7 separate regions of the Homo sapiens genome follow, and all the other regions are linked to region 1. The links are chromatin contacts, found by Hi-C or POLR2A ChIA-PET in ENCODE. All regions are on one chromosome and are shown on one strand. Each heading gives the region's core, a stretch centred on a gene start or an enhancer-like site at or near the end of the contact. The rest is flanking DNA. Distances are from core to core; before and after follow the strand shown. Region 1 overlaps GAP43 (growth associated protein 43). Region 2 holds the start of NAA50 (N-alpha-acetyltransferase 50, NatE catalytic subunit). Region 3 holds the start of GRAMD1C (GRAM domain containing 1C). Region 4 holds the start of ZDHHC23 (zDHHC palmitoyltransferase 23). Region 5 has its middle 24 kb from the start of ZNF80. Region 6 holds the start of TIGIT (T cell immunoreceptor with Ig and ITIM domains). Region 7 overlaps ZBTB20 (zinc finger and BTB domain containing 20).

What was found. A loop is a pair of places that touch in the nucleus more often than their neighbours do. ChIA-PET counts read pairs that join two places held with the same protein, here RNA polymerase II (POLR2A). Pooled maps may share reads with other maps.
Region 2: a map of CD8-positive, alpha-beta T cell shows a loop between it and region 1 (15-fold over the local background). The contact joins the promoter of NAA50 here to the enhancer-like site in region 1. A Hi-C loop is called at or near these places in 2 of 168 maps with a recorded cell type or tissue (CD8-positive, alpha-beta T cell and naive thymus-derived CD4-positive, alpha-beta T cell), 3 of 37 single-sample maps with no recorded cell type and 18 of 50 pooled maps. POLR2A ChIA-PET finds 5 or more read pairs at or near these places in 1 of 52 experiments (PC-9).
Region 3: a map with no recorded cell type shows a loop between it and region 1 (4-fold over the local background). The contact joins the promoter of GRAMD1C here to the enhancer-like site in region 1. A Hi-C loop is called at or near these places in 6 of 37 single-sample maps with no recorded cell type and 1 of 50 pooled maps.
Region 4: a map of ascending aorta shows a loop between it and region 1 (7-fold over the local background). The contact joins the promoter of ZDHHC23 here to the enhancer-like site in region 1. A Hi-C loop is called at or near these places in 2 of 168 maps with a recorded cell type or tissue (CD8-positive, alpha-beta T cell and ascending aorta) and 7 of 50 pooled maps.
Region 5: a loop to region 1 is called in a map of endothelial cell of umbilical vein, with 5 times the contacts of the local background. The contact joins two enhancer-like sites. A Hi-C loop is called at or near these places in 1 of 168 maps with a recorded cell type or tissue (endothelial cell of umbilical vein), 11 of 37 single-sample maps with no recorded cell type and 10 of 50 pooled maps. POLR2A ChIA-PET finds 5 or more read pairs at or near these places in 1 of 52 experiments (naive thymus-derived CD8-positive, alpha-beta T cell).
Region 6: a pooled map shows a loop between it and region 1 (5-fold over the local background). The contact joins the promoter of TIGIT here to the enhancer-like site in region 1. A Hi-C loop is called at or near these places in 3 of 37 single-sample maps with no recorded cell type and 2 of 50 pooled maps.
Region 7: a loop to region 1 is called in a map with no recorded cell type, with 2.5 times the contacts of the local background. The contact joins two enhancer-like sites. A Hi-C loop is called at or near these places in 3 of 37 single-sample maps with no recorded cell type and 3 of 50 pooled maps.

What each region holds. Positions count from the first base shown.
Region 1 is chr3:115,657,154-115,661,384 of GRCh38, reverse strand. All of the region lies in intron 1 of GAP43 (growth associated protein 43), which reads right to left. Among named protein-coding and RNA genes, the nearest start is that of GAP43, 36 kb to the right of the region's middle. RefSeq lists silencers at 2,449-2,518, 2,699-2,928 and enhancers at 1,850-2,721, 2,722-3,594. Within about 2 kb of position 2,489, at least 35 of the 41 ENCODE cell types and tissues checked have a DNase peak (open chromatin) inside an H3K27ac peak, as active enhancers do; they include CD8-positive, alpha-beta T cell, ascending aorta and endothelial cell of umbilical vein, where a contact is called at or near this core.
Region 2 is chr3:113,744,395-113,748,625 of GRCh38, reverse strand. NAA50 (N-alpha-acetyltransferase 50, NatE catalytic subunit) reads left to right here and starts at 2,377. Exons shown (of 5, transcript NM_025146.4): 1 at 2,377-2,684. The coding sequence starts at 2,677. ATP6V1A (ATPase H+ transporting V1 subunit A) reads right to left here and starts at 1,591. Exons shown (of 15, transcript NM_001690.4): 1 at 1,513-1,591. RefSeq lists enhancers at 1,634-2,003, 1,325-2,060, 2,061-2,796, 3,044-3,193, 2,797-3,533 and a silencer at 2,354-2,473.
Region 3 is chr3:113,836,682-113,840,912 of GRCh38, reverse strand. It overlaps GRAMD1C (GRAM domain containing 1C), which reads right to left and starts at 2,125. Exons shown (of 18, transcript NM_017577.5): 1 at 1,977-2,125. The coding sequence starts at 2,003. RefSeq lists a silencer at 1,913-2,112.
Region 4 is chr3:113,945,600-113,949,830 of GRCh38, reverse strand. ZDHHC23 (zDHHC palmitoyltransferase 23) reads right to left here and starts at 1,818. Exons shown (of 5, transcript NM_001320466.2): 1 at 1,641-1,818; 2 at 868-1,145. The coding sequence starts at 1,028. GRAMD1C (GRAM domain containing 1C) reads right to left here. Exons shown (of 18, transcript NM_017577.5): 18 at 2,657-4,231. RefSeq lists silencers at 1,236-1,335, 1,686-2,185 and an enhancer at 1,900-2,400.
Region 5 is chr3:114,211,820-114,216,050 of GRCh38, reverse strand. No RefSeq gene overlaps it. Among named protein-coding and RNA genes, the nearest start is that of ZNF80, 24 kb to the left of the region's middle. RefSeq lists an enhancer at 1,642-2,315. Within about 2 kb of position 1,735, at least 12 of the 41 ENCODE cell types and tissues checked have a DNase peak (open chromatin) inside an H3K27ac peak, as active enhancers do; they include endothelial cell of umbilical vein, where a contact is called at or near this core.
Region 6 is chr3:114,291,505-114,295,735 of GRCh38, reverse strand. It overlaps TIGIT (T cell immunoreceptor with Ig and ITIM domains), which reads right to left and starts at 1,708. Exons shown (of 4, transcript NM_173799.4): 1 at 1,614-1,708; 2 at 1-191. The coding sequence starts at 1,674. RefSeq lists an enhancer at 3,510-4,231.
Region 7 is chr3:114,330,610-114,334,840 of GRCh38, reverse strand. It overlaps ZBTB20 (zinc finger and BTB domain containing 20), which reads left to right. Exons shown (of 12, transcript NM_001348800.3): 12 at 1-4,231. Among named protein-coding and RNA genes, the nearest start is that of MIR568, 16 kb to the right of the region's middle. Within about 2 kb of position 2,025, at least 4 of the 41 ENCODE cell types and tissues checked have a DNase peak (open chromatin) inside an H3K27ac peak, as active enhancers do.

The DNA.
Region 1 (4,231 bases), core at 1,240-3,739:
AGAACCTCTGCCCAGTTATATCTTAGCAGCTTGCTCAACTCAGATGCTGCACAAAGGCACTTACAGCTAAATCTAGGCGTCACATGCAGAAGTGCAGGATAGAAGAGAGTGGTGAAAAAAAGCACAGAAAACTTGCTGGGTTCCAGTGGAAGGGCCAGACCAGTGAGCTAGCAGCATGCCAGCTGCACTCCCAGCTGCAAGGGAGTGCAATGAGCTGCAGCTGGGAGGACACTTGTGGAAGGAAAAACAGTTTTTTTTTTAACAATCTGAGTTGAGTAAATTGCTTATGTGTGAAAGAAACATTTTGTGGAACCAAGTTAAATGGTGCTAAGTCACTATACAAAGGATCACACCCTCCAGCTCAAGACACCTGTCTCTAGGGACTATTTCTAACAATCTTAGATCTGGATGAAGACAAGGCAGTGAAAGCTATCGAGATTAGCTAAGGGAGCACAGTGACCTGGCAACAGAAACAAAAAGGGCTTCTTAAATCCCCAGGGCTGTTCCCTCAGCAAGAAGGAAAGGCAAGGAGGACAGATGCTGTCTACAGCCTAGCCGTTCCACATGTGGACCAGCAACATCTGCACCACTAAGGGCAGTTTGGGCTGGCAATGCAGACTGTCACCCCGCCCAGGCCCACTGAACCAATATCTCCATTTTAACAAATCTTTTGCACATTCAATGATGAAATATACTGGCCCACAACACTCAGACTAAACACACCCGTTCTGAGAAATCTACAGTTCTTTTTGAATATCTCTTTAAATGAAAAGTTTCAGACAGTTTCAGAGGTGCCTCTATTATAAAATTCAGAGAAATAATCAGCAGCAAGAAGGCCAGGCCTGACATATCCCAACCTGACTCCAACTTTATGAAAGTCTCTTCACTTCTCTGGATCTGTTTCTTTGTCTGTACATTAAGGGAGTTGACTAGGAGATTTAAGACAAACATTCAAAGTGTAAGTTTGAATTGTGTGCAAATGTATATATGTTCTGTTTCCCTATTTCTCTAGAAAAGAAACATCTAAGAAGTTATCTGTGATCTTATTCTAGTATCTGGAATGGTATTTATAGGTATATAATTATAGGTACATAATTACTGGGAATTTTGGAATATGTATACAACATGAGGATCTCCAAACTGAGAGAGCACCAAACTTCTCCGCTGGCCAGCCTCCCATGTGGCAATACCCTTGACTCTGTACAGTTAAGGATGACTTGACCTGCATGCCTCTATGAACTGTTAAATAAACCACCTCAACAGGAAAGCAGACACCATCCTTTAGGCATCTAATTCCTACCCTCTCAGAATGCAGTAACAAACCCTTCATGATTCAGCAAAAAGCTAAACATTCCCCCAAAGCCTCTGCGATGAAAAAAGTGAAAGATTCTAAAGAAATGTCTCCCTTCACAAGTTTTAAAGCCAAGTTTTTAGCTGTGTTGAAAATCTGAATGGAACTCACTGTCCTAGTTGCGGGGGAGGGGGCTGCTAAAAATAAATAAATAAGATACGCGAATCACTGTTATCCTCTACCACAGTTGGCTTCAACCTATTTAAAAAGAAAAAGAGGTCAGAAAACAGAGAGGGAAGGTTCTAACCCTCATGAGCTTCCTACACTCATCACTGGCAGATGCAGTATTGTCTCTCTACAGCTCGTCTACCCTCGTGGGTCTCTTCAGTCATCAGCTTTTAGGGATGGGGACCCATTCTGACCCTAAGAAGCTTGCTGCCTGACACCTTGCCCCTCTTCCCTTTTCTCTCTCTCTAATATTTTATTTTAATTTTTCGCTCTCCTTTCATGTGGACCTGAAGCCACTTACAGCCTGTGACAAAGCCCATCACATCGTAGTGTTTAATGTTCATTCACATTATTGAATGAATGAACAAATGCATGCTGGTGCCATGTGTTTCCAAGCGAAGAGGAAATCTCACACCAAGTCTAAATTTGGCCACGTCTACAATCATCTCACTTCTTTCCACCTGCTTCGTTTACCCTCCCCCCCGAAAAAGAAACTTGTGTGCAATTGTCTATAGAACCTGCATTTCATAGTGAGAAATGGAAAGTTCAAATGAAAAAGCCTAGAAAACTTTTTAAAAATAGTAATAATCATGAAAGGCCATTGTTTTCCAAATGGGGTCTCTGGCCTTCACTCCTCAGCTGTTTGTTCCTTCCTGTGCTGTCTTCTAAAGACAGAGCATTGCTGTTTAGTTTCCAAAGGTCCGCTTTTGCTGACAAAGAAACCTTCCTGCCGGCCGCTCTTCCACTCCCCTGGCCCTGTTAGAGAAAGAGGCGCAAACAGCCCGAAGAATGCTAAAGTGCTTTTTGCCGCCTCCAAGCAAGGAAAAAGTGGGCGGTACAAGAAGGTTACTTCCAATTGACCCAGCTTTCTCTCCTCTTCCCCACCCGCTGCTTAACCTTGGCTGACCCAGGGCTGCTCAGTCCCCGGAAGCAGGCTGCGGTTGCTGCTGCGGGTGGGAGCTGAAGGCGAGCGGGCCAAGAAGGGCGAAGGAGAGAGCCCGGCGCATCGCCCCTGGGTGCCCTCCTCCCGCGGAGAGACCTGGGGCCCTGGGCTGACGCTTTTGTTCTCCAAGCCCCTGAAAGAAGCAATTATCTCCCAAACAAGAGATTGTGGAGATTCGTTAAAAATGAAAGCGAACTCCCGGGTGTTCGGGGAGCAAGAGGCCTCCCCGGAGGTCTGCGGAGTTGGAGGAGGAGCCCCGCGGACCCCAAGCGCCGTGTCGCTGCCTCTGGGGGGCTCTCCGTGCAGCGGGCGGAGGCCGCGCCACGCCCTGCGGTCCCCAGGGTCTCAGCGGCTGAGGCCACGCCCGCAGCACGGCCGCGAGCCCGCGCGGGTGGGGGCGCAGAGAGCCGGTGACTGACGGCAGCCGGGGAGAAACAAAGAGATGAGATCACACTGCAGAGCCGCCGAGGGAACGCCTAAAGAAGGCAGAAAATGAGACGCGAAAAGGGCCTCATGGAGTCAGAACGCAGAAGGTGGGGTAGGAAGGCCAAGGCAGAGAAACGAAGCCCTGACTTGGAGAAGGGAAACCAGGCAGTTTGTAAGCCCAAGAGTAAGAAGCAAAGTGGGGAGAAGGAAGACAAGCCAGAACCAGCCCTACTTAGGAAAAAAAAACCAAAAAAGTTTGCTTCAACCCTCTCCTCTCCTCTGCTGCCCGTCACGTTGTTCTCTAAACTCTGATGATTTGTGTCAGTTCTTTACATCGTATTTTGTTTTGTTTGAGTCTGGGGTCTAAGGATGGGCTTCAGAGTATCCCTGAAGTAGTGTGCAGTATGTTTGGTTTATATGATTATTTCAGTGTTGAATGCTCATAGCTTTTTTATATGTCTAAGGTATGTAATACCCCGAAGAAGGTTAACTGTTTCTAGGCCGCACCATTGTGGAAAAGAAAAAACAAATAGAAAACAGCTAACATGGAAATGTTACCAGGGATGAGGAATTTAGTAATACCTTGTCTCTTTGGTTAATCAGATTAATACCAGTCATCTAATCAAAATAAACATTTTTGGCTGGGTACGGCGGCTCACGTCTGTAATCCCAGAACTTTGGGAGGCAGAGGTGGGGAGGATTGCTTGAGCTCAGGAGTTCGAGGCTAGCCTGGACAACATAAGGCAATTGTGTCTACAAAATATATTATTTCATATATTATTAATATATGTTACATTGGTTTTGCCTGGGGCTCCTTGAGGCAAGTCACCAAAGGAGCAAGGCCAAATCTCATCACATAAGATTATTAACTAGAAAAGACTAATTTGTTCTAGGGCCATACTTGTACCTGATAGCTTCTCACCCAACTGTAAGTTGATTAAGGGCAGTGACCTTATCTGGTTTGTCATTTTAACAGCAGCTCCTAGCATAGTCCGTGGGACTTAGCAGGTACTGAAAAAATATTTGCGAAAGAAATTAATGAATTAACAAGTGAAAGATAGTCTTCTCCCCATCTCCCCATAAACTGATCAATACCCAAGAGGCCCGGGATCAGTTTCACCATCTGGTGGTAACTATGGGTAGTTGAACAAAATCTCACCCAGTGTTCCTTTCTTCGTCCTGGGGGTGAACACACACCTAAGCAGTCTTTCTCCTTAGACCTAAGCAACTCACCTCTCCTACACTTCCACTTTAGCTCATCGCTTGCTCACATAAGCCACTCATTTCCTCTTTTATTCTCTTTTTATCTGTTTTCTCTTTGCCCTCTCCCCACATGATGTTTC
Region 2 (4,231 bases), core at 1,128-3,627, 1.9 Mb after region 1:
TTTAACTTTTTATTCTCCTTAACAAAATAAGACCGTTTATTGTATAGAATTTGGAAGACACAGAAAAACAAAAATAAATCAGTCACATCCACCAAAGATGATTCCATCTTCCTCATTTTCCAGCAGTCTTCTTTAATTACCTTAGTTAGAAAACTACAAGATTTAACTGAGCATATAATTTTTCATATTAAGAAAGGTGTAATTTAAATTTTAAAAATCAAATTTGTAATATTCGTAAGACCTTCAATTGAAAAGCAGCATGGAATTTTCTGAGTTTGCAGTATAAATAAAAGAGTTTAACCACAAACTGAAAAACATTCTTCCCTAAAGCACATTGTTTGGGATCAAAACATTGGTAATAATACATTATGGACGGAATGGGAGTACTTGGGTTGGACAACACCTGTATTTTCAATTGGACAACAATTTCTGTATTTTCACAAAATACTATTCATCAAAATCTGAAGAGGGCACCGGGAGTTTTACAAATGGGGAAAGCTAAAGAGGGATACAAATGCTACTTAACCTAAATTTACCACAAAGCCGATCAAGGAATAGATTGGGAGTGCCAATTCAGTAGTATTTTAGGGGAAAATGACAAAAAGGGAAGGATTGACGGCAGAAAACATGTGCAGACAGCAACATCTCGACTTGATTCTACCTTTAAGCATATGGCCAAATCAATTTGGTTTAACTATTTCCAACCCAATCAGTTTCTTATTTCGGTTTCAGGGAACCCTACTCACTCTTCCCTAAACCAGCCTGGGCCTCCTGCACACCACAACACCACAATACCATCTTTCAACGCCTCCTCATTCAATCGAGACTGTCGCATTACTAACACCTCCTGTTTTGAAGACAGTATTCCTTCAACTGTCCTCTCTGCAGAGAAGAAAAAGTAAAAGCCCTTCTTTTACTTTTCTAGTCCCATCCGAAGCACGTGAACATCTACGGAACCTTCCCTGCAGGTATGTCAGATAAAATCCTTAGAATCACTGAGAAAGCACATTCGGAGGGAAGCTTCACAGTGACTCTGCAGTGAGGGCCGTATCAGTGACAGTCCCTCCCAAGCCTGTCTCACCGGAGACGCCTCTGCCTCCAGGGTTTTTGCTACCTCCCCGCTCCTCAGCCCTGAGCTGAGGGTAAGGACAGTGAGGACCTTTGCCAAAGAATGGGCTTTAAGGAATGGGACCTAATGTCTACTGCAGACCCTGTGAAATGGCTGAAACAATCTGCTACCCGAAGCCCCAAAGGCTCTGAGTAGGGAACCATAATGGCCGCACTCACTTCCAACCCTGGGAAAGGTGGACATCTGAATCCCCAAGTAGCGGGAACGACCACACTTGGGGGAGCGGGGGTTAAGGAGAAATGAGCTCCTTGCCGGTGCAGGGTGACAGCGGGGAGGAAGCCTCAGGCAGAAAAGTCGCCGTTCACACTCTCCCTTCTCTCCTTCCTCTGCCTCCTTCCACCCCCTCTATCCCCACCACTCGCCAGTTACCGGTCGCCGCTCACCTGCTGGGGCGCGAGGTGCAGAGACTGTACCGACCGAGGACCCAGAGGCTGTCACCACGGAGGGGAAGTCCTCAGCTGCACAGGTTGGGGGGGGGGGGGGGGGCGGGCCCAACCAGTCACATGACGTCGAGCTCCGCCCTGCCTCCTCCATCCCAGCGCTCTACATCTCGGGGGGCCTGAATTTTTACGGATCCCTTGAATATTAATTTTCTTGGATTAAAGAAATAAAAGATAAATTTTCACAAAGAGTATGTTATAAAGTACAATGTGGAAAATGTGGACAGCAAGAGTTAAAGCGCATTGCTAAGGAAGTGACGTTCACGCCACAATCGAGGGACAGGAAATGGCGGTGGCGTTCCGTCCCTCTGGAGTCCGCCGGTAAAATTCCAGGCTCTGAGGTTTGGGCCAATCACGTGATCTTAAAACTTGAGGCGTGCTGGAGGGTAGCCAATCTATCTGGCCGATTGTTAACTACGTTTGTTTTAAAACACCTAACTTAAACTTGAGCTTTCCACAGATTTCTTTACATTTAGAAGAACTAACTTTATAAAACCCTACTAGGAGGCAACAGCGTTTGAAGGTCACTCTGGAGACCACAAACTGGGAAGAACGGGGCTGAGAAAAACTATCTTGCGGATATGGGACAAGAGAGGGAGGGGTGGAAAAATCTGGATTTTACCGCCAGGGCCTACCGAGCCAGCCCCACAAGCAGTGTCGTAAGCGGGTGGGAGGGAGGAGCATGACCCCAGAAGGCCCAGTCCAGGAGAAAGATGGAGGTTCCGGAGTGGAGGGGGCAGGGTGCGCGGAGGCGAGCAGTGCGGCTGCGCGTGAGGCGGCGGCGCGCCGGCGCGCGAGGGGCGGGGTGAAAGGTCACAGCGCGGCAGCGGGTCTGGCTGGCGGCAGCGGCGGGAGGGAGCCGAGAGACCCGAGTGCACGTGTGGAGAAGCGGCGGCACAAGCGCGGCGGCGGGAGACACTCCCGCCCCCACCAGACTCAAGCCCTCACTCGACTCTCGCGGCCTTCGTTGCTCGCACAGCTCCCTGCCCAGGCTAGGAGGCCGGCTTGCGGGGTTGAGTGGCCCGAGCTAAGGGTGCGGAGACCTAAGGGCGGCGACTACGACGGCGTTGATATCGGTGGTAACGACGGCCTCAGCAGGCGGGGAAGATGAAAGGGTGAGGAAGGGCAGCCGGGCAGGGCCCGGCCGGTGGGGTAGAAGGGTCCGGGCCCATGTAGAGGGGGAGAGCCGCAAAGGCGAGGAGAGATTCAGGGCGAAGACGGGCGGAGGGAGATTTCTCTGCTTCTCAGTTCCCTCGGCTCCCGGAGGGGGCGGAGGCGAGGCTCGGGCTGTTGGCGGGCTGAAGGGCCAGCGGAGGCAAGACCCGGGGGGCTTCAGGGTTTCGGTTCGGAGACGAGTGTGGGTTGTTGAGTGGGGAGAAGCGACCGAGTGGGGCAACATGGAAAGGCTATTGTGAAGCGCCCGGGGCCTCCTTCCCGGGAGCGGACCGCTGAGCCACGCCGGCCCGCAGCTCCAGGTGGAGTGGTTTGGTTGTCTTCCACCTCCAGACTCAACTCTGGAACTGCGGTGTTTGACACCTTTCAGTTTAATTCACGCTTGGGAGCTGTGCAGAACCTTCTGGAGGAAGAAGAAATTGGAATAAAGAGCACGGGGATGAGTATTAAGAGCTAGTGACTCAACTAGATTTGGGTTGGGTCACAGCGAGTGGAGGAGGGGGAGAGAGCGCGATCACTGTAGACTTGGGGTGCCAACATATTTAAGGAAGTATAGGGTGGATCAGTAGGTGGAGCTGTTGCTTCAGTAGTTCACTATTGCCCCTGAGTGCTGAGGCGGTCCTGGGTAGTTCTACCACGCTGCTCCTTTCAGGTGATTGGCAAAGTTAATGTTCGGTCTTTCACCGTTTGCCTCTTACGTAAAATTAGGAATTATTTTGGATCGACTGGTTAAGTTTTTATGAAATGTCTCCTTACCATTAAGTTGTATAGTTTTAATGTATTAATTACGTAACATTTTTCCGAAGCATTGTCTCAAGCCGTTTTGGAGCTTGTCTTTACCCTCAAAGAGATGAAGCTCATAAACGTTAAAAAGCTCTCTGCGATGCCATAGTTTGTTGTTGTAAGTCGATTAAGAAGTCGTAACTATGTTTTAAGTTAACGAAGTCATTCCAACTATTCAATAGCACTTTTGAGGATGAAATAAAAGTCACTTTCAACGTAATCTCATACTGCCCCAAACAAGGACCTAAATATTACCTCTGTGTATCGGTATTTGAGGTTCCTGAAGAGATTCCAAGAAAGTTTAATTTGGTCTTAGGTCTGTAACATGTTTCCTTACTTTAATTTTCCTTTAAATACTGGATATTTATTCTAATGTTGAATTGTATGTTTTGTACTAATAATCTTTAAAGTTTAAGAACCATGAACTATTCACAGTACCTGCATTGTTTCACATCAAGTTGTAAAGAGTTCCAGTTAGGGAAATATAATTGACGGGTATAGGAAGTATTTGCTCCACTTGAATCATGATCTTGGAAGTTTGGCTATTTCAGATACAATCCAACATATTTGGAGAATGTTGTTTTTCTGCTATACTGCACTCCTTTTGTTTTGTTCTTTTCATTTTTTTTTTTTTAATGAGGCAGGGTCTGGCTCTGTTGCCCAGGCTGGAGTGCAGTGGCGCTATCTCGGCCCACTGCAACCTTTG
Region 3 (4,231 bases), core at 876-3,375, 1.8 Mb after region 1:
TGCATCAAATTTTCTCCAGGAGCACAAGTATAACATTCCATTGATGACATCCTCCCCTGAGGACAGTCTTTTGACATACTCACAAAGGAGCTCACAAAAGGAGGATGGGCTATTGTGCCACACATAGTGTAAGGCCTACCACCTTGGTTAAATTTCTGAAAATAATTTGGTCTCTGTCACCCAGGCTGGAGTGCAATGGCACAAACAGGGGTCACTGCAGTCTCAACCTCCTGTGCTCAAGTGATCTTCCTATCTCAGCCTCCCAAATAGCTAGGACCACAGGCGCCACACAACCATGCCCAGTTAATTTTTCTTTCTTTTTTTTTTTTATTTTGGTAGATACAGGGTCTTGCTTTGTTGCCCAGGCTGGTCTCAAATTCCTGTCCTCAAGCGATACTTCTTTCTGCCTTGGCCTCCCAAAGTGCTAGAATTACAGGCATGAGCCACTGCACTGGGCCACAATGGCTGACTTAAATTCAAATTCAAATTCAAATGGTGCAGGTCAGTCATCAAACATCAAGGGTGAAAAAAAGACCTGGAGCCAGTTTTTTCCTGAGGCTCTCTTAAGCCATTTTAGTGCTGCTTGAGAGGCCTGCCTTGCTCTCCCTGGAGACCTTAATTATGTAAGTAAAAGACTTTTTCAGGGCCGGGCGCGGTGGTGGCTCAAGCCTGTTATCCCAGTACTTTGGGAGGCCGAGGCGGGCGGATCATGAGGTCAGGAGTTCAAGACCATCCTGGCTAACACGGTGAAACCCCGTCTCTACTAAAAACACAAAAAATTAGCCGGGCGTGGTGGCGGGCGCCTGTAGTTCCAGCTACTGGGGAGTCTGAGGCAGAAGAATGGCGTGAACCCGGGAGGCAGAGCTTGCAGTGAGCCGAGATTGCGCCACTGCACTCCAACCTCAGGGTGTGTGTGTGGCATCATCAGTTTCTACTCCAACCTCATGGTGTGTGTGTGGCATCATCAGTTTCTACACCTGAATCAAATTTGGGATGGGGGTCCATTCTGGCTTTCTGGGGTGGCTACAGTAGATTCCTGTCTCTCTGACTTATTAGCTGTGTGGTCCTTAGCAAAGTCAATCTCTGTACATCTGTTCCTTAACTCTACAATAGAGGAAATAATTTTATCTCTAGTCTAGACAATAAGCTTATTGAGAGCAGGGATCATGTCTGTGTTAATCACCATCTAATCCCGAACACCCAGTGCCAGGGACATAACTGAATCAGTGACTGATTGGGTTCATGAATATCCAGCTTGACTATTTCATAGTAATGTTTTTCAAATCAAGTGAAATAACACTCATTCATCTGTTCATTCAACAATTATTTGTGTACCTCCACTAATCTGTAAACTATAACGCTCTTCAGAAGATATAGCACTGACCGCAGTTCTCTAAAAGTAAAATACATACACACAAACCAATGTAGAAGGAGGATGGTGTTCAGAAACGCAGGCGCCCGTCCAACAAAAGCGGGGTTTCATCCTGAATATTAATAAGCACGCTTTCCGTTTTGTCAAATAAGGTAGTAAACAAATAAAACTAGACTAGTTGAAATCAAAAACTTGGCTGACAGCACAGTGATTTAAACTATCCGGACCTTTACAACAGGGCTGAGAATGAAAGGAAGGGGGCAAGGCTGGAAAAAACGTTGACAGTGGGTCAGAATCACGACCATGGGGCCTGACCCAAGGGGGCCTGGGGCTGAGACATCCGCACCAGGACATTTCGGGACCAAATTCAAGCCCTCAACGCCCACAGGGAAGCAAATGTCCCCACCACCGCCCGTAGGGAAAGGGCTCGCAGAGGCACAGGAAACCGTTTCCTCGGTAACAACTTTCCGTATTACTCCAAAGAGCACGAAGAAAAGGGAAGGGAGGGATTAACTGTAATCTGAGAAGGTTCAAGCAATCACCGTGAGAAAAAGTAGGCTAAAGCCACAGATGGGAACCTGCCCCAGCGAGGCCCGCGGCTTACCTGACGGACAGTCGGAGCGCCCTCCATCGCGGCTCCCTCCGCCGCCGCGGCACCGCCCCGCGCGCACCGCACCGCACCGCCCCGCGCCCACCTCCAGCGCGCGCTGCGAGTTACAGGCTCCGCGCGCCTCCTCCGCCGGCCCTCCGAGTACTTCCAGCCGCAGCTCCTTGCGCCCTCTGGCGGCCGTGAAGGATTCCTGACGATGGGTGTTACCGGGTTAGCCTGAAGGCTTGTCTTTCTAGGGGTCACAATGAGACTTCCCTATTCCCAACCTCAAACTACTGTGCCTCCCAGGAAATGGCATACCCTGCCCCAATGTGCGAAAAGGTGAATTGCTCGGAAACTTTTTTTTTTTTTTTTTGAGACGGAGTTTCGCTCTCATTCCTCAGGCTGGATGGAGTGCCAAGGCCCCGTCTCGGCTAACTGCAACCTCCGCCTCCCAGTTCAAGCGATTCTCCTGCCTCAGCCTCCCGAGTAGCTGTGGTTACAGGCGCCTGCCACCACGCCCGGATAATTTTTGTATTTTTAGTAGAGACAAGGTTTCACCATGTGGGTCAGGCTGGTCTCGAACTCCCCACCTCAGGCAATCCGCTGGCCTTGGCCTCCCAAAGTGCTGGGATTACAGGCGTCAGCCACCGCCCCCGGCCAGGAAACTCTTGTTCCTTCCAATAAAGGATTGAAGTTACTGATTAACTGCTGTACGTATTGCAGATTCTTGGTTCTGTAAACCAAAAATAAAATGCCGAGGCCCACCCCCAGCCATCTAAATGGACCCCTCCTCTTGGCCAAGAGCGTTCCAAATTTAACCTGAAAATCTAGTTCAGGCCATGATGAAAGAGGGGATTGGACATGCCTCATTAACATCAACACAGACCTTAAGTCTGAGAAGAAATATTTATCATCTATTGCCTCGGACACCTGCTACTTGGAGGCTGCATCTGCATGATAAAACCTTGGTATCCACAACCCCTTATCCTAACCCAGACATTCCTTTCTACTGATAATAACTCTTTTTTCTCTTTTTCTTTTGAGACAGGTTCTGGCTCTATTAGACCAGCTGGAGTGCGGTGGCGCAATCTCTGCTCACTGCAACCTCCACCTCCCGGACTCAACCAATCCTCCCACCTCAGCCTCTCGAGTAGCTGGGACTACTGGCGTGTGCCACCATGCTTAACTACTTTGTTTGTTTGTTTGTTTGTTTGTTTGTTTGTTTTTTGAGACAGGGTTTCGCCATGTTGCCCAGACTGGTCTCGAACTCCTGGACTCAAGCAGTCTGCCCCCTTCGGCCTCCCAAAGTGCTGGGATTACACGTGCAAGCCACAGCTCCCAGTCAATAATAACGCTTTCAACCAATTGCAAATCAGAAAATTTTTTTATGTACCAATGACCTGAAAGTTCCTCCTTCTCGCCTTGGAGCTGTCTCCCCTTCCAGATTGAAACAATGTAAATCTTACATGTATTGATTGATGTATTAGGTCTGCCCAAAATATATAAAAGCAAGCTGTACCCCAACCACCTTGGACACATGTCATTGGGACTTCCTGAGACTGTGTCACAGGTGTGTCCTTAACCTTCACAAAATAAATTTTCTAAATTAACTGAGGCCTGTCTCAGATATTTGGGGTTCAGAGTTCCCAACCAAACAGCTATAAAAAAGACATTCTAAGCCAGGCACAGTGGCTAACTCATGTAATTCCAGCACTTTGGGAGACTAAGGTGGGAGGGTTGCTTGTGTCCAGGAGTTCAAGACCAGCCTGGGCAAAACAGGGGGGCCCCATCTCCAGAAAAGAGAGACAGAGAGAGAGAAAGAAAGAGAGAGAGAGGGAAGGAAGGAAGGAAGGAAAGAAGGAAGGAAGGGAGGGAGGGAAGACATTCTAGAACAATTGAGGAATAGTGAATATGAAATGGCTATTAGAGTTGATGTTACAGGATAATTAATGATTTATGTATACATTTATGGATATTCATTTATGGATAATTAATAATTTTTGGCAGCTGGGCGTGGTGGCTCAAGCCTGTAATCCCAGCACTTTGGGAGGCTGAGGTGGGAGGATCACCTGAGGTCAGGAGTTTGAGACCAACCTGGCCAACATGGTGAAACCCTGTCTCTACTAAAAATACAAAAATTAGTCGGGCGTGATGGTGAGCACCTGTAATCTCAGCTACTTGGGAGGCTGAGGCAGGAGAATCGCTTGAACCTGGAAAGTGGAGGCTGCAGGGAGCCGAGATCAGGCCATTGCACTCCAGCCTGGGCA
Region 4 (4,231 bases), core at 569-3,068, 1.7 Mb after region 1:
TAGACTGCAGACCCCAGGGAATGCTTTTCATGGCTGTATTAATGTATCAAGTTCTAAGTCAACAAATTGGCAGTTGCAATGACTTTTTTAACCAGAAATAATTATTAATGGGAAAAGCAAGTTTCCAACATCCCTATCCTTCCCACATTATGACTTCCATTGACAGTGATTTTTAAATATATAATTACTCAGAAAATGGATTAAAACCAGATTATTCACTGTCCGACACCAAATTTTTTCAGTGATGTTAAAAATTCTCTTTTTGGATAGTAATTTCCATCACTTGGAAAATAAAAGCCAAATACAGTATGATCAATCAAGAGTGTTGCTGGTCGCACTGAAAACTGTGAATCCAGGGGAGATACATGCCTTCTGGCTGGAGTTCCTCCCCAGAAACAAGGGGCAAGACCAGTACTAACAGCAGGAAAATGAAATTTCAACCCACAAGGCCCTCTGTGGTCAGGTGCCACCCAGTCCCAAGTAGTCAGTCTCTAAATGCTGAGACCTCTGAGAAGGCAGGAACTTTCTGGAACTATTGTGTTCATTTTAAACTTACAGATTCTGCTGGCTTGCATTTTATTTTATACTAACTTGCCTACTATCCCTTTAAACTGCCTGTTCTCTCCCTCATCTCTCTTTAAACGAAAAATAATATCCTATAAAACAGAGCAGACAGACAGCTGTGCACTACTGCGTAATCCATCTTTCTAAAATCCTCACACTTGACACAGAAGCCAACTCTCATTTTAGATGCTTGGAAATAGAATCAAGAGCAAATTCTAGCATTCTGGGTGGCTAGGTTGAAAGTACACATGGCAGTTCTCAGAAGGGTGATGGGGCCAGCGTCAAGAAATGCTCTGTTCTTACCGATCACACCCTTCATCCAGATCTTGACAATCACACAAACAAGTAGCCACGTGGTTCTTTTCCCCATTCCGATCTATGTACTCGCAGCAGCACAGGGGCTCCAATTCAGGTTCTTCGGTTTTCTTTTTCTTCACAGGCTTCATACTGCCCTTCTGTGTCATGATTTGCACCTGTCACCATGAGGCGTAAGAAGCCCTCAGAAGGTAAAGGTGGAAAGAACACAACTTACATCTCGTAAATAGGTCCACGCCTCTCTCTCTCTGCTTAACCTCCAACGCCTGAGCAATCAAAAATGAGAAGAGAGAGGGGGAGGGGGTCCCGTTTTCATCAGGCTTCTGTGGCTCCGCCTGGCCACACAGGGGGCTCCAGGGTTCTTGGAGGTCTGAGCTGCCTTCACCGCCCCTTCCCAGCCTGGGCAGGCGCCGTCTGGGCACCAGCCGTTCCTATGGCGACAGCCGACCACGCGTCCGGGACAGCCGGGGCGCGGGCGGTTGCGCTCACCTGCGGGTGCAGGCTGGGAGGGCCGAGCGGTCTCCGCTCCAAGCCTGGGCGCTGGTGGGAACTCAGCCTCGGGGCTATAGGGAAAGGCGAAGCATATGCCCGCTAGCAGCGGCTGACACACCAGGCTCCCTGGCAGTGCTCAGGGGTCGCGGTCCAGCCCAACTGGTCGGGCCCCTTGCAGGGTGCGCCTCTCCCGCCCCCGCCAATCCGGAGGACGTGGGCGGGCCTCGCGCACCACCCCGCCAGGAGAATGACCTTGGAAGGGAAGTTACCTGCCCTCTGGCCGGAGGTGCAACTGCAGCCAAAGAGGCGGAGGGGAGATGGGTCGGCTTCCCCGGAGGCACAGACGCGTCTCCCGATCTCTGCTACGCGGAGCCCCGGGCGTGACGGCAGGAGTCTCCGGGACCCGGGCTCCGCTCGGCCGCTCCCTCGCCGCAGCCGCCCACCTGTGACCACAGCCCGCCGCGGCCCGGGCGGCGCGCCCGCCTCCCCGCGCCGTCCCAACCGCCCCTCCGCCCGCCCGGCTCGGTGCGCCAGGTCCACGCGCGCTTCCGGGTGCCCCGCCCCCGGCGCCGGGGTTCCCCGCCTGTCCGCACGTGCGCCGCCCGCCTCCCCGCGGTGCCCGCGGGCGAGGCTCCTCCTCCTGGCCCGCGGCCCTGGCGCCGGGAAGGGGAAAATCGGCTCCCGAGAGCGCGTCCAGGAGGCAGGGGCAGGAGGTGGGTCCCGCACCTCCGGCCTGCCCCGCCACGCCACGCCCCGCCCCGCCCCAGAGGCGGCAGCCGGGCGCCGCCGGTGCCTGCGGGCGGCGCGCCGGTGGGACAGCCTCCGGAGCCCCGGGGTGCGGACGAGGTGCGGAGACGGAAATACGGGAAACCCGGGAACCCGGAGGATTTCCGAACTACGTGAGACCGTGGAGCCGCCAGCCTTCATTCAGACTCCGGCAACAGGCGGTGAGGGAGCTTTCCACCGCAAAATGTTATCCAAGTACCTCCCCCAGTTTCGCTGACCTTCTCTTAAAGGCCCATCACTGCTGCCGGATCTGTTCATTTAGCAACCTGTTCGTTTCATGATTTCTGGCTAGCAGCCTTTACATTGGACCAGCAGGCCTCGCTAGTACTTTTGTTCCAGTCGTCTGTGTATTTGAGATGAAACTGCCCTGAGATGAGAGTCCTTTTTGGGTTTTATTATTGCACAAAATTTCTTTAAAGAGTGTGGGCCCATGTACACGTTTCACTACCGCAGGCTTTCTAGTTTTGTTTTTAAGTAGAAAAAGAAGAAAAACTACAACTCAGAAATTTTCAATTTTATTAATATTCAATTTACGTAACAGGCTCAAATTTTATTAATTGAATTCTGCATCCATACGAATTTAGTCTTAATTTATAAAGCAACTTACTTCGATACTCTTCCTTGAAGTATGTTATAAAATACAACGTTTAAATAAACATCACAAAAATATTGTTTGTCGATCATTTTTGTGACTTTAACAGAGAAATCTTCAAGTTTATAATCCACTCATTCTTGCTTACAGCCAGACACTACATAAATCCTTACCAAAACAAAACAAACCCAGGTAGGTTCACTGTTACCCCTAGGTATGCTTCGTTGGAATTCACCCAGAGAAACCCATTTTCCCTCTAACGGAGTCAATACTTTCATTCTCTACAGGCATCTCAAAAATGACTATAATAATGCCATGTGGCTTTGGGGACTCTGGAGAAAAATGAAACATTTAATTAAAGGCAATAGTTGTTCAAACAGTAAGAATGTATACACAGTTTATATATAGATAGATAGATGGATATGTATTTTTTCCCCAGAGAAAGGGCTCAAGAGACAAAACAGTAAAACACTTCAACTTTCCCTAACTCTTGAAAAAATATCTGATTTTAAGTCAGTTTACAAAGTTCTTATTTTAATGAGCCACTTGTATGGAGACACATATGCATAAAAACTTTTTATGAAAGAGCCAAAGCTTGCATCTGAGTTAAAACTTGATAGTCAGTACACTTGTACTGGGACATACGTGCCCCTGAAGTTTTTATTAAAGAGCTAAAATCTATGTCTGGCTTATAACTTACCAATCAAAACAAGTCACACACATACATAAAGAAGGAAGCCATACATGGTTACTGAAAATACACAAATTATTTTCAACCAGATGTGTCACTTCCACCATGAAAGACTGCTAAGCTGAAGCCAATCTTAGTTCAAGTATGCATTTGATCTGTCACTAAATGCCCAGATTTTAACATAACCTTCTGGTTTTTAAAACTCAGAGGATGGTTCTTCCTTTTGACTGTTGGTATTCTAAGTGAGGAGGCAAGATAATCCCACCTCTGATAGTTACCTTAAGAAAAAACAACTATTTCTTTCATAAAGATACAGCATGGCAGAAGACCCTTTCTGATAATCATCATCAACATGCAGATTCAAAAAGTTTGACTATTAAATTTGCATGCTAAATAAATGAAGACATTATAATCTTTACAGTACACAAACCTGGAAATGTTATATGCCTGAAAACAGAACCTTTAAAATCAGTAATGACATAGAGGTTTCTTCTTATATTGTCCTGTTTATCCTCTTGGTCTTATCTCAGTTACAAAAGCGACCTATTGGACATGTACGGATTCTGTGCTAACAAAGCATCAGACTTCACTGTAGAAATGAGACCATACCACTCAATTCAGGGTGTGTCATTTTCTTTTTGTATCAGAGAAATTCAGTTCTATAATATATTTCATGGTTCACTGAAGAAATTCACAGCTTAAAAATATCTATAAGAAGTGAAAGGATGGATTATTAAGGCCAGCAGAAACTAATTATCAAATAAATGTTACTGAAAGAAATGTTCATATTA
Region 5 (4,231 bases), core at 486-2,985, 1.4 Mb after region 1:
GATGAACTGTGTATTTTCTACCTAAAGCCAACCCCTCCACTTTGCACCAGATCCCAACCCCTCACGCCACCCAAGGACATTGCTTTAGCATCATCTATTTTCCTTCTCTACTGAATCAGAACTAGAATAATGTGAGAATAATTAATAACATGGATCAGAATAACGTGATGCTATTTCTCCAATCAAAACCACAAACAACAACAGCAACAAGAAATTTCCCTGGGATTCCACTCCTAAGTCAAACGACTCCATTTCTTTCCCCCTTGCAGCAAACTTCTTAAAATGGTTGTTCTTACTCTCTCTCTCATTCTTCTTGTCTTCTGTTGAAGACATCTCAAGTAGGCTTTTGTTCCCTCCACAGCATCTCTATAATATTCTATCTGAAATATTATACATTTACTTGTTTATTTATTTGCATTTCTACACCTTCACTAGAACCAAAATTACAGGAAAATGTGGAATGGCTCTTTCCTCAGCATCTAGAATAATGTCAAGTTCACAGTGGGCACTCCCTTAAATACATTTTGAGTGGAGGAATGAGTTTGGGATTTGAACCCATGCAGTGTGGCTCCAGTGTCATTAAGTCAGAATGGTGGAAGAGGGGCATCCTTCTCACCAGGGACTCCAAGAACTATTTGAGAATTGGTAAGGTTGGAAGTCTCCCCTAGTAAGGGCAGAGCCAAAAAAAACAAAAGCTGTTTATTATAACCCTATCTTGCCCCATCTCTGATAGGCTGAGAAACCCACGTTACACATCTGTGTTAATGTGAGAGCTGCAAAACACCCCTGTATCCTGAGAAGATGTGGTTTAACTTGACGTGTAACGGCATCCGCAGATACTATAGGGTACTTATGAGTCTTGTGTTGGTTTGCTGGTTTTTTTTTTAACTCACTAAATTCTATTTTAACAACCATGTGCTCACCCCACCTCCTGACCTAAGGTATTTTCCTTATCTGAGCACACCTGTGCTTGTTCCTAGGTAAATCTGGGCCAATGCAGAGTACTGTCTGCACTGCTTAGTTGGTAAATGTGTCTGTAGCATGACTATCATCACAACTGCCATCTGAGCAGCAGAGCCAGATGGAATCAGACCACTCATTGGTCTACTGAGGTAAGGATGGGCTTTTTAGCTCTGCTCTCTCTTAGAAACAAAAACAAACAAATCAAAAGACTAACTTTTTTTTTTTTTGCATTCACCTAGACTATTATGCCAGAACTTGCGTAAGAAAAACACTTCTTTCCGACCCCTGTAGTGATCAACTGATGCCTTCAAGCAGGAAACCTGATTGCCCTCATCTCAGGCTGAGTCTGTTTTATCAATCACAAAGTGACTCAACCCTTTTTTAAAAGCCAGCTGTGACCATTGACTCTGTGACCTCCTGTGGTGGTGAATTCAGTTTAAAAAATAATAATGTTAAAATAACAAAGCTTATTGAAGCTATTATGCTTCAATGCTCCACCCTTTGGGGGCTAAAGGAAATAAAGCAAGTTGGCCAGACCTGAGGAGTTGATGATACACATTTTCCTCCCCCAGAAGCATCTTGTAACTTGTCCCACACCAGCAGTGACTTCCCAGTATGGCGTTTCTCCCCGCTGCTCCCATCAGCAAGAGCGTGCTGACACATGGGCTGATGAGCAGTGCCGAGACTTATGGAGTGTGTCCTTCCTGCTTCGAACCTCACAGCCTGTCATCCTCTGTTGTCACACGCTCTTGCTCATTCGCTCGCTGCTCACACTAATCTAGAAGATGATCAAAGAAAAACTCCACTGACTCACCCCTGCCTGGACCAGCGCAGGGATTGGTCAAGCGTGCGCATTAAATATTACCAGATTCTAATCTATTATTTTCACCCGCTTGCTTGCTCTCTCACTCGTACTCTCTCACTTCCTCTCTCTCATTTTTTTTCAAAAAATAAATAAATGAATTCTGGGTTGGCTGAAGATTTCAGCAATGTGAGTGCTGTGCAGATGGATCCTGCTGAAGCTGGTGCTGGCTCTCTAGGGAGTAGCATGAAATGCTGGTTTTCAAAACCTGAGCAGCGTGTAAATGGCAGCTAAAAAGGAAATGCAGATTGGTGCTGAGTGTTAATTGTCTCTTCCTCTCTTCTTCACACACTTCAGAGACTGTGTGGTGGCAGGAGACAGGAAAGCAGGCCTGCCCCCTCGTGGGGTGGGCTTTTTTTTTTTTTTTTTCTCAAGCTGGACTGAGAGAATAACAACACCTAGAGTCCAAGTCAAAACATGGAATGGGTTTTTTTTTTCTTTCAAGTTTTCATCTGATGAAAGTCCGGGAGGTGGCACCGAGCTTGTAATGAAAGTAAGAGTCTGCTGAGAATGAGTCGATGAGGTGTGACACAGAAAGGGGAAGCAGGATGTCTTTGTTTTGAAATGACAGGCGATAAGCTATGGGGGTGCCTGGTGAGATTTTAGTCCATAACTAGGTAGCAACTTGTCAAATGCAGGCCCCTTAAATGCATCACAAGAATTCTCACTTGAGATGATTTCAATTCTAGCTCTGCGTGTGTGAGTGTGTGAGTGTATGCATGCACGCATAGCAAAACATAATTGAATGCCAAAAAACATTGTCATGTCCTGTTAAGGGTACAATTGTAATCACACTGGAACGAGAGCTCTAATTTCCTCCATTGCTTTCCTCGCTTAGGCAGTGACAAGGTCAGGTTTATGACCACAGCCCAGGCTCAGAGCCATTTATTTTCATCCCTGAAGACTCATGTTAGCCTTCTCCCAAGATGTTAATCAAGCAGAATCTTGATTGACTGTCTTTTCTTTTTACGTTTTTGTCTAGATGAAGTGGGGTCATTTGAATTTGTGCAGTTTTGAATAAGATGGGGGCAATAGAGAAGCAACTGGGAAAATTGACTAGCCTTTGGCAAGGAGAACAGAAGAATCTGGAATCCTTTTTTAAAATCATGAAATTCCTGTGCCCCACCTGAGTCACTGTAACCTGTACCTGCTGATGCCTCATTTCTCCATGCATTTATGAAAAGGCTGTGACTCCCTGCTGTTGTCGTGTGGTGCCAACATCATTCCAGCTTGCCAGTTGGAGACAAAAGATAAGCAACCACAAATGAAAACACATTATTGTCTGGATCCATTCTCACCTTCATGGCCAGGAATGTGAAGGTGAGCTGGTCCCCGCCCCTGCACTTCACTGGCAAGACCAAGGAGAGTGCAGTGGACGCTCTCCAAAAACATTGCTTCCTACTACTGCTGCTTGTAATGGAAGTAAGAGTCTGCTGAGAATGCTCATCTCAGGCTGAGCCATGTGTTTCCCATGGCAGCCTCTCTTGGCCCCTGTTCCTAACCAGGACAGAAAGAGATCTCAGCCTGGGATGGGCTGGATCTTGCTCCTAGCACAAAGTGTACTCACTCAAGCCGTGTGAGAAGAAGACAAGGAATGTCCTTTCAAGAAATTGCCTAGAATGCCAATTGGGGGAGGATGCAAGTAGGCTGGACCATCCTGGCTGGCCCCACCCCATGAAAGACCTTTCCTGACTAGAAATGGGGCTCAGATACGGGGCACAGTACTGGGCAGCCAGGTCTCTTTCCTCAGAACCATCTCCTGACTCTGATTCGTCACTTGCCCAGCCACCTTCTATCGATAGTCCAATTCCTCAAATCTAATTCCTTCCACAAAGGGCAGTGGCCCCCACATGCACGTCATCTCCACAGAGTTACCATAGAGTAACTACAAATAAAAGGGAGTAGTGGCGATTGCTATTGAAGAAGATGTTGGCTAATGGGCTCTAAAGCATGACTCAGTCTTCCCAAGCCTGTGTGCAGGGGAGGGTCTCTCTCCCAAGGGGAGCCCCCAGAATAGATGTTTACGGGATTATACCTGCTCTTCACAGAGGTAGATTGGGATGGAGCTGACATCTTTTTTATGTCAACATTAACTTGATTCCATTGGTATGCTATGTGCAAGTGAACAAGAACCTCAGGCAAGGTCTCGAAGCTGCTTAAATGACACTCACTACCTGTTAGAATGCATAAGGGCGCTGTTGTCACAGAGACTCTGCCTCTGTTCAGTGACAGCTGGCAGACCCATCCAACTGGCTCACATGTAGACTGGCTCCAGCCTGACCATGGCAACCAAAAGGAATGACAAAGTCGCTGCTGTTCGCTTGGCCCTTACTGCAGGTGACCGAAACAGAAATTTCTTAAATAAGTTCTCCAAATATATGGGACAGAAATCAGAACAGAGGTTGC
Region 6 (4,231 bases), core at 459-2,958, 1.4 Mb after region 1:
TCGATCCTTGAAGGATGGGGAGATGTGCCACCCCAAGTCAGCATTACAAATGGCCAGAAGCTGGTCCTGCTGCTCCCAGTTGACCTGGGTCACTTGTGCCGTGGTGGAGGAGAGGTGACATTGTAAGATGATAGAGCCACCTTTCTCTGCAGAAATGTTCCCCGTTGTTTCTATTGTGCCTGTCATCATTCCTAGGGAAGAGGACGAAGCACATGTGAGTCCTGGGTCAGCAGCTGGCCTTCAACCTTCCTAGAAAAATTCTAAGGGCCTTTGAGGCCCCAACTGGATTTTGGAATGATAGTTTCTCCAGTCCATCCTGTTGCTCCTCCATAGAGGCTGTAATTATTTCCTGTTTCTTCCATTTCAAGAGACGCTCCTCTCCATGCCTGTTATTCAAGGCTCCCAGTCCCCCATTCAGGTTGTCTTTCCAGTCTTCTCACCCTTCTCCACACATCTCTACTCCAGCCCAGCCCAGCCCATCTCCTCCCCACCCACTGCCCTATGCTTCCAGAGCTGACTTCTGCCCCTCTTTACACCTCGCCCACAGGGAGGCTTGTCAAGGCTGCACTCCCTCCCCGCCTCCTAGAAGACCTCAGCCCATCTCAACCTCCCTTTTCCTTTCACATTCACTGCCTGTATTGTATAATTAGCACCTTACTAAATGCCTGGCTTATGACTACACAACTTAGCACGTTGCCCCCTCGCATATTCTGCTATGTAGCTTCATGGCCAGCTTGTTATTTTCGTAGGCCTATTTTGTCTACCCACTTAGAATATAAGCCCTTGTCAGCTGATACCACCTCTTCTGTTTTTATTTTGTTTTGTTTTTATGTTTCTTCCTGCGGCCTAGTTCTATGCTGGATGCATTATCCTTTGAAATAAAACCTTGCTGTTTGGTTGATTGTCATTTGCAGTGCCTGAAAAAACCTTCAGGAAAGCCAAGAAATCCAATAGCAAAGGAAGCTTAGCAGGAAACCCTGCTTCTCCCAGGCATAACCACCCTCTCAGCACTTAACCTCTCCCCAGCAACCCTGGGCACATCTCCATCCTCAGATAGTTCAGAAGGCAACATAAAAACTAATTTATACCACAGTTTTTAAATATTTGTGTTCCCCTCCCTCAGAAATATTTGACTCTGATTTTTAATATAGAAGAAATAAATTTAACAAAAAATCAGTCTCTAGTGGTAGAACCTCTGGAATCTGTGAAAAAGACATTTTCAATTCACAGAGAACTTATAATGTTTTCCTGGAAAGTTCCTGAAAGGCAACAGAAAAGAAGCTGGAGCAGGAATGAGCTTCTAAAAGCAAACTGGCAATGCCTCCTGCCCAGCCCTTCTTCTTCTCCTGCTCCTTCTTGTGCTGGCCAGTCAGGCTCCTCCAACCCCGGAAGTCTGCAAAGTCCTTCATCTGCCACCAAAAACAGAACCCCACCTCATTCTCAGAGATTGTCCTTTCTTAAATAAGAGTACACAGGACTCTAAAAGTTGCAATTTCTTTCTCTCAAGCAGCTGTGGCATGCTCTTGGAGTCTTCCCTACACAAGCACCCAAGTCTCCAACCAAGCTTAGCCTTGTTTTTCCTCCCTGCTGCTCTGCTGGGTTTCAGGCCTTACCTGAGGCGAGGGGAGCCTGCCTCAGCCCCTGGGCCCAGATCAGGAGGAGACACCAGCGCATGCTTCTGCCCAGAGGGCCTACAGGAAGCAGATGTGGCCTCTTCTGCCACTGAAAGTAGCCGACTGCAGATAGGACGGTAAAACTGAGCCTCTGAGAAAAGACGGTCTCGGAAAAACCAAGTTTGGCAAAAACCATATTAAAAACACATAAAGTTGTCAACAAATACACAAACTGCATAGGGTGAGCCACAAGAAAGGCCATGAAGGAAACATTTAAAAATAAATGAAAATTGTGGTTAGAGGTACACTCGTCTTTGGATTATAGTCAATCTATTGTTTTTAAGTTCTGTCTTAATGTTTTTTCTAAAAATCAGCCTTTATTCAAAGAGCTCAAGGGCATCTGTGTAGTGCCCAAGATTCTGAAGAATCTGCTACTGATGAGGAACTGTTGGCTGAGCTCCTCTGGCATCCTCCTGATGAAGAATGTGCAATGATAAGAGAAGCTTATCATTGTAGGGACTTACAGGCCAGGGACTGCACTTGAAATCTAATGAACAGGTGAACAAGAAGTGTTTACTTGGGGGATGATACATGGATGGGACAAAGGTCTTGGACAAACACAGCAACTTTCCCTTGAAGGAGATCTTCTACTCGAATCTTATTTCTTTTGTCTTGTTTATCTGGACTGAGACTTTATTGAATTCTGGCTTGATTTCTCTGGTGCAGTAGGATCAGAGGAGATTAGAGGAGAGAGCTTTCCTGTGCACAATGACCTCATGAGAGCTGGAAATGCAAAGAAGGGTGAGCCCCTGGGAGCTGACCCAGGAGAGGGATTGGTTGACATTTGCCTGGAGCTCCCAGCCCATCACCAGGTCCTACTATGGACCCATCCTTCTTTCCTCCCTCCCTCCCTTCATTCATTTGAAAGTCCCTGGGTGCCTACAAAGCACCAACCTCAACACCAGGCTCTGAGGATATGAGAGTAAATAATCACAGCCCCTACCCTCAAATAGTTTACAAAGCTTGTTCCTTGGTGAACTCAGTCAGGAGAGGGGGTAGAAGATCCACATTCACCTGCCTCGCAGGCTCTCAACACAGTTGCCTTGGGGATGCTCCATGTTGTACATCCTGAAAATCTGCATCTGCACCCAGAAGCATCTGAAGCCTGGTGCCCCACCCCCTCCATTCCAGCCATGCACCTCTAGCATTTCACACCATCCAGGCTCCTACCCTCCTTCTCCCTTGCAAGGTCTTCTATCTCAGGCCAGTTTTCTCCCCTCTCTGGGTTCTGCCTATCCCCAACTCTATGACTTGTATACCCCTTATACCCCACCTCCAGACCCTTAGACAATATACGCCTTACCAGCTTCTCTCTGCCTACCCAAAGCAACCTGTCCTTCAAGGCTCACATCAAGAGATGCCTTGCCTTTCAATAGCTACAAAGCCTTCAGCTGAAGGAGAAATAATACCTAATGTGTGTCCAAGGGAAGGTGCCAAGGTTGAACTGGAGGGATGTTTCCCAAACTCACTAAGGCCGGGGAGCCAGGAGTGGCAGGGCCAAGAGCAGCTAGTGGGACTAGAGCACAGAAAGTGGTGGACACTAGGATTTGGGCTATAAAAATTTACAGCCTGTGTTTCCATAGTTGAGCTGGGTGGGAGCCAAAGAGGTGAGACCTCTCTTATATAATGAGATATCCAGAGAAACTTAGAGGTGGTTTTAAACAATTGTTAAATAATTTTTCTGTTTTTTGCTAAGTAACCAGTCCAAAGAGGAATATGGTCAAGTCCATTTTGATCAATGGTGCTCTAGAGGGGGATGATTAACAGACTGGGTCCAAAGTCATCCTGTTTGGTGACCTTGGAAAACTTTCTCAACCTCCTGAAGGCTCAGTTTCCCCATGTGCATATAGGAATAAGAGTACCTCTTTCATAGGGTTGTGAGGATTTAATTCTCTAGTGTTTGGTGAAGTGTTCAGCACAGTGCCTGGAAGATGGCAGGAGTTCAATACATCAACAGTAGTATTGATAACAATATTAATTAAGGAAGTGAAAGGAAAATTGGAGGACAATATCCCTATCTATATAATGTGCTTTGTCAAGAGTAAAATCCTAGTCTCCAGACTCCAAGGCCAGGGTTCCACCCAACCTCTTCATTCTGCCCTCCTTATCTGATAGAACAGGAGGATAGCATGTTTCTGCAGGAAAGTGACCACTTGCCAGCTAGACCCTGAGGCTGCCTTGGAGGAAAGCAAATGACAGAAGTCTCTCCCCAGGGAATCTACCCCAGACCCTCCAGAGCCTCCTGCACAGACTCCACGGGGAACCTGGCTGGTTCCCACCCACTCAACACCAGCCCCCAGCACTGAGCGGCTCAGCTGTGAGAAGCAGGCCTGCTCTGAGAGCTCCCCGGGCCACCCTGAGCTTTTAAGGCCAGTCAGCAGCCCTCGTGGCATAGCAGGGATCTGTGAGGTCCATCAGGTGCTGACTCACATTTCTATTTTAAAAATGCTAAAATCAGCCACTGTGCTTTATTCTGCCCTGACTTTTGGGGCTGTGAGTTGGACAAGTCTGGTCCGCCTTGATGCAGCTGGGTGAGTACAGGTGCTGAAAAAGAATGT
Region 7 (4,231 bases), core at 776-3,275, 1.3 Mb after region 1:
TGAGAGGTAAACTTTAGCTCCTAATAACAGTTTTATAGACCGTTCTCTTCCCAAATTCCTAATGCTTTGAATCTATTTGTGCCATGATTAAGTGTGCTGGATAATTTCCTGCTCATATTCTAGCCTCAGTTCATTCCTAGTCATCTTAGAGATCATAGTAGCTCTTGGCCTTAGAAAGACTTGGGTTTGCTGTGTTTAAAAGTCATAAGGGTTTTATTTTGTATCATCAAAATATTCTATAAGGTCCCAAATACTCTTTTTCAACCCATGAACAGTAAGAATTTGTGAATTCTGATAATGAAAAAAGTTTTCCTCCAGGTATGTTTGTTTCACATTCAGTCCTAAAGCCTTGAGCTATGTGTACTTCCCTCACACAGGAACACCAGCTGTCCTGTCTGTGCTCTGCCTGCGCCCAAAACTCAATATTTTCTCTCAGCACAGAAGTCAAAAATGAGATATGCCCCTTATAAAACCCCTTCGATTCCTGAGAAAACATAATAAAGCCATATGTTGCTTCCTTGTTGGGGCTCCTCCACAATGCTCCCAACACCTGTGACCCCTAGGAAGACAGGGAGCAAGGTGGATCTGGCCAGGAGTCACAGGATATACACCCATTCTGGAGCTTTCCTCTGTTGTTCTAGAAGATGTTATTTGATTAGTTGGGGCTGGGAGCAGGGGATATATGATTTTGTGGAAAAGGTATCAGATAATCAAATCAGGTCTGCCTCTGCTATAGCCAGTGTGCTGCTGCATTAAAAGGGAACAAAAGGAAGGTGCAACGTAAGAGCAGACACAACCTGAGATGCCCTTGAGATTTAGGAGAACAGGAGGGCGCCCTTTCTGTTGTGACCTGACTCTTAAAAGAAATCTTCTAAAAGAATTCTTTAATTTGGTAATGAGTTGAAGTCCAGGGTAATGGAAGCTCTAGGGCAGAGAACAAAAGAATTGCAAAATGTATTCAGCACCAAACAATGCTAAACCAAGAAACATCCAATCACAAAACTAGGAAGTTTGGCAAGAAGTGGTTAGAGAAATCTCTGGGCTTTTCCATGGGCAGGGTCGACAGACTCTCTTTTCAGTGATTTCTGGCTCTGAGAAACCTCTTTACTCACTAGAAAAGAACTTTATTTAAATGGCCAATTTTGTTCCTCAGAAAAAGAAATTAAAAAAAAAGAAAAATAGGATACTGAAGACAGAACCATGTGACTTGGTGACAAACAAAAGGAGGGGTGCACTAGAATTTCAATAGGCTCCCTAATTCCATAGAAAAAGCAAAGCAACCCAATGCCTCCTGAGCCTGCAGTGCATGAAGAGAGTGCTTGAGCTGACCCAGCCACCAGGCCTTCTGGGGCTAGACATAACTTCCCACTGGAACAGCAGCAGCCTCTTTCCCCTCTTTGTGTTTTCATGAAGAAAACGGCTGTTCTCTTAGGTAGCCAGGAAATAGATTACATGGGGCAAACTTTCAAAAGCAATCTCTACCCTGGTGCTCAGGCTACATACAGAGGCAGAAAAGGGGCACGGAAGAGCCCTTGCTCTTGAGAGAGAGTATTTTCATATTCCCAAGGGCTTTCCGTGTAGAGTTGCTATTTCTGATATCACTTAAACCTTTACAAGAAAAAAGGCTGTGGTGACTCAGTGTTCCTATAAATTCAGAATGTGGAAACTACTAATCCAAAGCATCATTTCTAGCACTGAGTATCAAGACGATCAGCCTGACCAAAATATTGCAAAGAGTTTTCTAAGTCTCTGAAGATTTTTTTCTCCTTGAACACTGAGTCTATAGCAGTCAGCAATGTACCTTAGCCGATCCCTGGGAATGGTTATGGAACAGTAGGGCTTGTTTCCATCCTTTTTAGAGTGAAGAGATAGAAAATTAGGGCTACCTAGTGTGGGTTCTTTTTCAGAACTATGTATTTTCTCCTCACTGCATGATGGGTAAAAATGCCCTGGGTTGAAACAAGAAACATTATCTTTCCACACCACTGACTAAAACACCTGCCAGTGGTTTCTTTAGGCTCCACCTTTTGCTCCGTAAACTGTAGACTTTCAGACTGAAATCTAATCTTAAGTGACCTCAATTAAGGTATTTTCACAAAAGGCTACTTATAGTGTAGCATTATTGCCTTAAATCAGAAAGCCCTGGGAAGAGGATAAAAGATATAGAAATGAGAAGGCTCTGAAGTTATAGGCATTTCTTGCTGTTTAATAGTTACATTATCACAAAAACAAGCCCTATTCATGATTGAGGACTATGGAAATAGTGACTTCTTGAGGAGGCACCAAACTTTCCTAGAACTGGGTACTCTCAGATAGTGGCTGCTATTTCCTATTCTATTTCAGTGACGTAGGTTGGGGCTGAATGTAAAATAGACATCATATTACTAAATAGAATCCTATAAAATGCAATCACAGGTGCCCGGGAGTACTAGTTTTAAACATTTCCTTAACAAGGAGAACAATCCAGCAAAAAGCTTTCTTTCTCTATACAGTGTATATCTCTAAACTTTTTTTCCTCAGTTTTAGAGAACATCTGTTTTATCTGGTGGTTCTTTGTTTGAATGCAAACTCATAACTTTCAAGTCTCCGGTGCAAGAGCATAATCTACAGATCATGGGCAAAATCTAGCCACAGTCCTGAGAGTCCAGGCTTCTGGGATGCCCAGCTGGGTATAAAAGTCCCTACTAACCCTGTTTCAAATTCAGAGGTTTCTTTGGTTTAGAATGCCTCAATGAGATTTTGATACATCCAAGAGAGAAAAAAAAAAAAAAAAAAAAAAAAACCTTGGGGGCATCTGTTTCTACTAGTGTTGCAACAGTTGTTTTTACCCAGCAAACTCATTGCAATTTATATGTAGATTCTAATAATGAAAGAGTCTTAACCCATCCAGTATGTCACCGCTGCTGTCCAAAATGTCTATAAATGAGTATACATTATTTATACATGTGCACACACAGTGTGAGCTTCCCTCAGCACAAAACTGTTTCACATTCATATTGCCCAGTGACAACAAGATACATTTTTGAACTTCTGGTTAGAAGTCGAAGGTCTGACATATCTCACGTATCTGCTTATGCTTTGTTGCCTTAGTTGGGTGCATCAGTATCTGTGATGAGACTTTAGGGCATTCTGAAGGAGCCCAACCATCAGTAATTTCTATGTATCCGTTTCATGAGAAACTTGAATATGCTTATGTGGAGTAGAGTGCATTTAACAAACTCTACAGTTCTATTGGATTTATTGACATGTGTGCACATGTGTGTGTTTGTGTATATACTTATTGTCATCTGGAAGTGTGTGTGCCCCCCAAAGGAAGCACACACAGGCAGAGGTCCTCGTGCATAGATACAGTTGCCTCTTCCCACCATTGTGTTTAAGACTTGTGGCTCCCTTCCCAGGAAGCAGTCACCTGCCCACTCTGTTGCTTTTTGTAATGTTTCAGAATTGGGAGAAACAAATGCAGCTTGTTGAATCCACAGCAAACCCACAGGGACAGGCTGTTTTCCTCCATAATAAGGTATAACAGAAGTCTTCAACTGGTGAGCAGACAAGAGGGAGCAGCAGTCCAGGGCGTCTCCCCAGGTCTCCTGGAGGTGGCAGGGGTGGGGACCAATGCCAGGCAGGCAAAGCCCACACAAACTTTGGCCTGAGCCATCCCATAGCTCAAAGGTCTTCATTCCTTTCCTCTATGCAATGCAGTGTGCACACACACACACACACACACACACACACACATAAATTTTATTCTCAAACTAAAGCTTCCTAATTCTGCCTGTACTCACAAGATATCATCGTAATTCACAAACTGTGTCTCCTGAAACCAATGTGGCCTTTGCCAAAGTCTTTCCAGGAGTGGGTTGTTTACCATGTCTAGCAAACCAATAGACTGTTGGGGGGAATGTTTTTTGGTAATCTGTAGGAATTGATTGCTCTTGCCCATCTCAAGCATTGAAGTAGAATGCCACTCTAGTATAATATACTGAATGAATGGACTCTGAGGGTTTGGTGGCCTGGAATTCAGGATTCAGTTTTCTCACTCCCATGCCCTTCTTTTACTAGATGGTTTGTTATTTTTTATGATTTGTACATTATTTCTGTTTTACAGAAGTCAGAGGACATTTTCTTTCCTCTTCTATTCTGGTGACTTTTCCCCTTCCCCTGTTAAGTAAGGCTACTTACAGTTGCAACTTTTTTGTCGTTATTACTTTTTAAAATGTATATTGTCTTTCTA